Linked DNA regions of Mus musculus: region 2 is linked to region 1. Evidence: chromatin loops called from intact Hi-C (ENCODE). Cell type or tissue: heart. All regions are shown on one strand. Each heading gives the region's core, and the rest is flanking DNA. Links, peaks and the distances in the headings are about the cores only.

Evidence for each region. Peaks named below come from ENCODE experiments on the same cell type or tissue, not always from the same donor. Only the 100,000 strongest peaks of a DNase experiment are listed, where the experiment ranks them.
Region 2: a loop joins it to region 1, with 1.8 times the contacts of the local background. A loop is called at or near these places in 3 of 42 quality-filtered maps.

The regions. Positions count from the first base shown.
Region 1 is chr2:84,590,876-84,593,788 of GRCm38, reverse strand. It overlaps a transcript of Ctnnd1 not described here. Among named protein-coding and RNA genes, the nearest start is that of Ctnnd1, 58 kb to the left of the region's middle. In heart, for the core only: no CTCF peak of the experiment used is centred there; no DNase peak of the experiment used is centred there.
Region 2 is chr2:84,518,546-84,521,458 of GRCm38, reverse strand. No RefSeq gene overlaps it. Among named protein-coding and RNA genes, the nearest start is that of Gm13710, 13 kb to the right of the region's middle. RefSeq lists an enhancer at 656-2,913. In heart, for the core only: no CTCF peak of the experiment used is centred there; a DNase peak (open chromatin) is centred at 1,648; H3K4me3 peaks cover 1,052 bases; H3K27ac peaks cover 2,097 bases.

The DNA of each region.
Region 1 (2,913 bases), core at 139-2,638:
GCTACATCTTTAGTACTATTTTTGTTTTTGTTGTTGTTGTTGTTGTTGTTGTTGTTGTTGTTTTGGGTTTTTTTGAGAGAGGGTCTTGTTGCTGCCCAGGAACTTGTAGTATAGACCTTGAACTTGGGGCCAGTCCTCATTCCTCTGCCAACAGATTCTGGTAACCACCATGCCCAGTCCTGAATCCTTTGTTTTTTTAAACTACTGATTTCAAATGGTTTAAGGCAAAATTAATGGAACACAAGAATGAAGATGACTTAAGCATCCTTAAGGATGCTTTTCTGGTTGCTGGCTGATACCAGCCACTAGCTGAAATAGGAAACAGTGATGAGTACAGGGTGGCAGGGCTCTAGAATCACAGGACGGTTTCAATCTGTTTAACTCTCTTCCCCTGGCGTATTAAACTTGGGTTCAGATTCGGAATGACAGAAGTGGAGACAGTCATCTGTCAGGAGACATGGTATGCTGGGCTGCCCTGCCTCGTCCTGGTCTCTCTCACTCTTTCCATGGTCTCCACCTATCTCTTCTCCTCCTCCTTCTCCCGCTTTCTCTCTAGTGGGAGACTGGCACGCTGCTGTGGGAACTCATGGGTCTTTTACGCAGAACCCGTGCTTCCTCTTTGTCCCAGCAGACTTACTGCTACAATGCAGACTTGCAGGGCTTATATGGGACCAATGCGGGTTGTAGCTGTGCCTTTACAGTGCAGCTCTCCACAGCAACGCCCTGCCCAAGGTGGAGAAGGTTCCAAATGGGCAGTGCCTAGTAACCACAACGCATGGGTGCCCTGTGCTGTCAGAGGCCATCACCTCCTGCAGAAGGGCACGCACCTTCTGACTTGTCACATCCCAGCTTCACACTACTTCCTATTTTGACTTTTTTGCAGAATTGTGGTTTCGGAGCCAAAGTTAGCTTGGTAATGATAGATAGAGCAAATGCCTATTATGCGTGGTTTCTGAGTTTAATCCTCAGGTCAGACACAAATTCTTTTTTTTAAGCACTTTTATATGCCTTACTTATTTTTATTGTATGTACATTGGTATTTTCCTGGCATGCATATCTGTATGATGGTGTTGGGTCCCTTGCAACTTGAGTCAGTCGCGAGCTGCCATGTGGATGCTGGGAATTGAACCTGGGTCCTTGGGAAGAACGACCAGTGCTTTTAGCCTCTGAAGTATCTCTCGAGCCCCAACACAAATTCTTAATCTGTGAGAGTGTACATAACTATTTTTTTTCTTTTGGATTTTTCGAGACAGGGTTTCTCTGTATAGCCCTGGCTGTCCTGGAACTCACTTTGTAGACCAGGCTGGCTTCGAACTCAGAAATCCACCTCCCTCTGCCTCCCGAGTGCTGGGATTAAAGGTGTGTGCCACCACTGCCACTCCTGTTGTCCATTCCCTGTCTGCTTTCAGGCATTTTCATTTTCTCATAACCTAGACCTGCTCAGCAGTAGTGTCACATACTCTCCATGTGGCATCTGTATATACGATTGTATATGCTCGTTCATGCTTTATGCTTCTAATGACTGACTGTTTTGCCTTAGTCTGTGTTACATTTTTATTTAGGCCTGTTTTCTTCCTGCTTCTGAAGCACTCATTTCTGGCTGCTATGGAAACCATACAGGCTACATCCTCAGGGGACAAGCCCTCCTTAAGATGAGCTGGTTGTGACCCTTCTTGCTCACCCTTCCCTATGGTCTAGCTCTTGTCAGACCCTTTGCTTCCTTTTCCAGAAGATTTGAATGGAAGCTGTGCCCCTAGCCAGAGATGCTAAGCCTCCTTCCCTCCTGTTTCCTTCAGAACATACCAAAGGGAATTTTTTTTCTTCTAAATATTTTATGTATATGGGTGTTTTGTTTACATGTGTATCTGTGCCCCACAGAGGCCATAAGAGGGCCTTGGATCCCTATAACTAATTAGACTGTTTTAAGTTACTGTGTGGGTGCTGGGATTCGAGCTCGGTTCTCTGCAAGAACAGCAAGGACCTTTAACTGTTGAGCCATCTTTCCAGCTCTCAAAGGAGATTTGACTTGTTTTAAACCCTTATTTCATTGAAAATAAGTTCTTCTGTCGGGCATCTTCGGGCTTAATACCCCTGGCACTGTGTGAGTACAGAGACAAGAGGATTTACAATTGAATCCTACCCAATTGCTAGAAAGCTACTATCTACATCTAAGCAGGGTCTGATGCAATCTTTAGGAAGGACCCTAGCTCCTCCAAATTCTCATCATGTCTTCTGTCTAGTTTTGAGACCCCAAGCTCTTCTTGCTGAACACAGTTAGTACTTAACTGGATACATTTGTAACACACTTCTGGTTCAACTTTTACTTCCCATAGAACCCTTTAGTTCTGGTAACACATTCCAGTAATGATTTCTTCATTCCCAGTTGCTTTGTAAACTGCATTATAATGGATCCATTTAAGGAAAATGATCTCTTAAATAAAACCCCAATTTCTTTCATACTTCATGCATCCTGAAAATATTTGTCCAACAACCATTTGATTCAGATGCTTGGGCTTAAGGCTCCTCCTGTTCCTAAGCGTTCCATTTCTGGTGATGGAGGCCATAGATAAATGAGTCAGTAAGGTAAGCACTGTTAGAATAGTGACTGTTAAACATGTACTAGAGAGGCCGACTGCCAGAAGGGCAGCACGGCATCTTTGAGGTGTACTGGGCTCATTAAAGGATAGCTAGGATTCTGCTCCTTGAAGATTTGAAGTCATTTAAGTCAGATGGAACACTGCAAAACTATAGAAATGCAAAAAGTAGACACCTAATCTGCAAGAGGAATTCTCTTTGTAGAAACATTTCATCTAGTAAATGAAGTAGTTTGAAAAAAAAAATGTCATCAATGTGGAATCCCTAATACCTAGGTCTTTCAGGCATTGAGCATCAATGGTTGATATCACAAAAATA
Region 2 (2,913 bases), core at 237-2,736, 72 kb after region 1:
GCTTTTTGTGGGAAACCTAGGGTGAGGCATCTGGGTTCCTAAGTCATTTGGAACTGATTTTTCTCCTCATCCACTGTGTTCCCTAAGCCTTAGCCCAAGAATTGTCTGTTCTGTCTTTAATGTCACCCTTTTGTTGTGGCTGCCCAGGTATGCTCTCTGGCTGGATTCCACTTCCCTGTTTCCACCCAATTCTGGCCTAGTGCTCAGAATATCAACCTCTCACACTCTTCTTCCTCCGATCCCTGGCTGTTACAGGATACTTGAACCTGTTTCTAGTTAGGGTGTGGCTCAGCCCTTAGCACTTACCTTTGATCCCAAACAATGAAAGTCAAGCTAGTTTGTAGAAGGAAGCACCCATGTTTGAAAGTGAATCAGAGAAAGATCTGACAGAATGCGGAGGTAGGTCCGACTTTCACGAGACAGGAAGCTACTTAAGGGAGAGACAGTAGAGGAAGAAGAGAGTACAGTGAAGGAATACAGTAGAGTTGGTGGAGAGCAGTAGCGTTGAGAGAGGAGTGGCGCAGTACAGAGAGGGAGGAGGAGGCGGATTTGCAGGGTAGAGTTTTACAGAGAACAAGCTAGGCACAGGTAAAGACAGAATGAACCAGAGAATGAGAAGGAGACAGATGATGAGAAAAGTTAGTTTGAGGCAATTCAAAGGCCAAGAGAGAAGCCAGTTTAAATCAGTCAGCTGGGAGGGGAGTTTGAGCCAGAACAGCTGAGTTGAACCAGCCAGCCAGAGTTCAGAAAGAACCAGAAAGGGGAACCTTACTCTGCAGCAAGTCTCAGAGGCTGAAACCATTCTAGGCCTAGATTAGCAGATGGAGGCAGTAAGCCTCCCAGACAACAGCTATAACAGGGGAATAAAAGTTAAGTTGCTTTTACACCTAGGTTTTCTTGGGTTTCTTAGGGCAAGAGGTGAAGGAGTTGGCAGGGCCAATAGGAACAAGTGACTTGGAGCTGAAGAGAGAACTCAGCAAGTAAGAGCCCTTGCTGCTCTTGCAAGAGGTCCCAAGTTTGGTTCCCAACATCCACATGGTAGTTCAGGACTGTCTATATAGACAGTTCCAGGGGACCCTCTACTGGTCTCTGCAGGCACCAGGCACAGTCACAGTGAGCATGTACGCATGAAAGGCAAACACTCACAAACATTAAACAAAATAAAGCAAAAAAGAACTGACGACCCCAAGAAGAAAAGGGAGGAGACCAGCCCCTCTTTAGTTTTCTACCTCATGAGGAATTATTGTGTAAAAACAAAGGCTTGCCAGGAGGGAGATTTGTTTGTGTGAAGAAATGCCTTTGGGATCTGGGGTGGAGGCCTGGCATAGAAAGATCGGCAGCGCACTTAGAGAAGACAGAGGGTACACCATGGACATAGCCATGAACGCGTTCTGAAGGCCTGGCATCCCCACCTGTGCTGTGACATCACACGCTTCTTCCCTAGTGACCCCATTCACTGCCACATTATACAGTCCAATTGTGAGCCGTGTGCGGGTGTTTATCTTTATTGTCGCCCTGGCTGGCCTTGGAACCACTCCCATTTCCTTCTCTCCTCATACGTAGTAGGAAAGGCATACAAGGCACATGCCAAACCATGAACAAAGGTTAACCTGGCACAGTGGAATACGTTAAGCTTTTCCCCTTTCATCCTTGTTTGGTGTGTCTCAATTCTTTTCAACGGTCAGGTACGTACTCTGCCAAGTTTCCACTCCACTCTCTCAAGAACCTAAGAGTCCAGACTGACCTGCCTATCTGACGTGAGGGAGACAAGGTGACTACTGAAACCGTGGAGCAAACACTGGCCTATTCCAGACAAATCCCGGAAACAGTTTCCCGAGTGTAAACAGAAGCAAAGCCTGTGGAATGCAGGCTGAGAGGGAAAGTAGATCTCTGTATTTATTTTGGGGGCAGTCTCTAAAGGGGAAAGGCATGCCTGTAGATTTGACTTTCCCAGAGGTTCAAACCAGCACAAAGTTACCCACAGGGAAAGATGCGGCAGCAAAGGAGTGCTGTGACTGCCGGGGCCGTGGGGAAGAGCAGGGTCTGGAGATGATTAAAGCCAGAATCTCCAGAGAGGAGATTCATTCTAGGTGATGAATCGGAGAATTGATTGTCTTTTCTTATTGAAGGCTACACTAATCAGGAAGAGTGGATCTGTCTGGAGAGGGAACTGTAGTGGAAACAACGTAAAACACGGGGCTCTAGGATCATAGATATAGGCTGTCTCAAAGACAATTAGACCTTTCAGCTGAAGGAATGAGACATACTACACCAAGCTTAGAGTCATCTTAAATGGGTGTGTGAGTTCCGAACTAGTTTTGGTATTCAAGTTTGGTTATTTGTACAAAGGATGAATTTACCTTTCAATAGGCTGTTGTCTTCCCTTGGTATCCGCTAGCCAACTGGGACTTCATTTATTTCTAAAACAGTACAAGGCTCTTTTGGTTTCACCTACAAAAGTGAATGGGCCTCTGTATTTCAAGGTTGCACATTTTCTGTTCTCTTTAAGCAGAGATAAGGACTCCGGGGCTGCGGAATACAATAGGCTATTCTTGTAACTCAGCAGAGCCGGGCACTGTGAGTAATCTCTGCTCTTGACCCTACACCCACCTTGAAGCAGAAACTTGTATCACATCCCCCAAAACAAATCCATTGTAAGAAAGGAATAATGAGTAATGACAACTTTACTGACTGTTTCTTGGGGAGACAGAAAAGATCTCTGTATCCTGTGGAGGTAGTTTTGATTTATAACAAAGCATAATAAAAAATTTCATGAGACATTCATGCTCTTTTTTCTCCTAAGGAGAAAGGTTTCACATTCTTTTCTAGCTTTCTTCTTATTTTGGTATTCATAAGCAAAACATGATGTAATCTTTTAAAAATCTCTCATCCTCCCATCTATCCCTCTGCCTG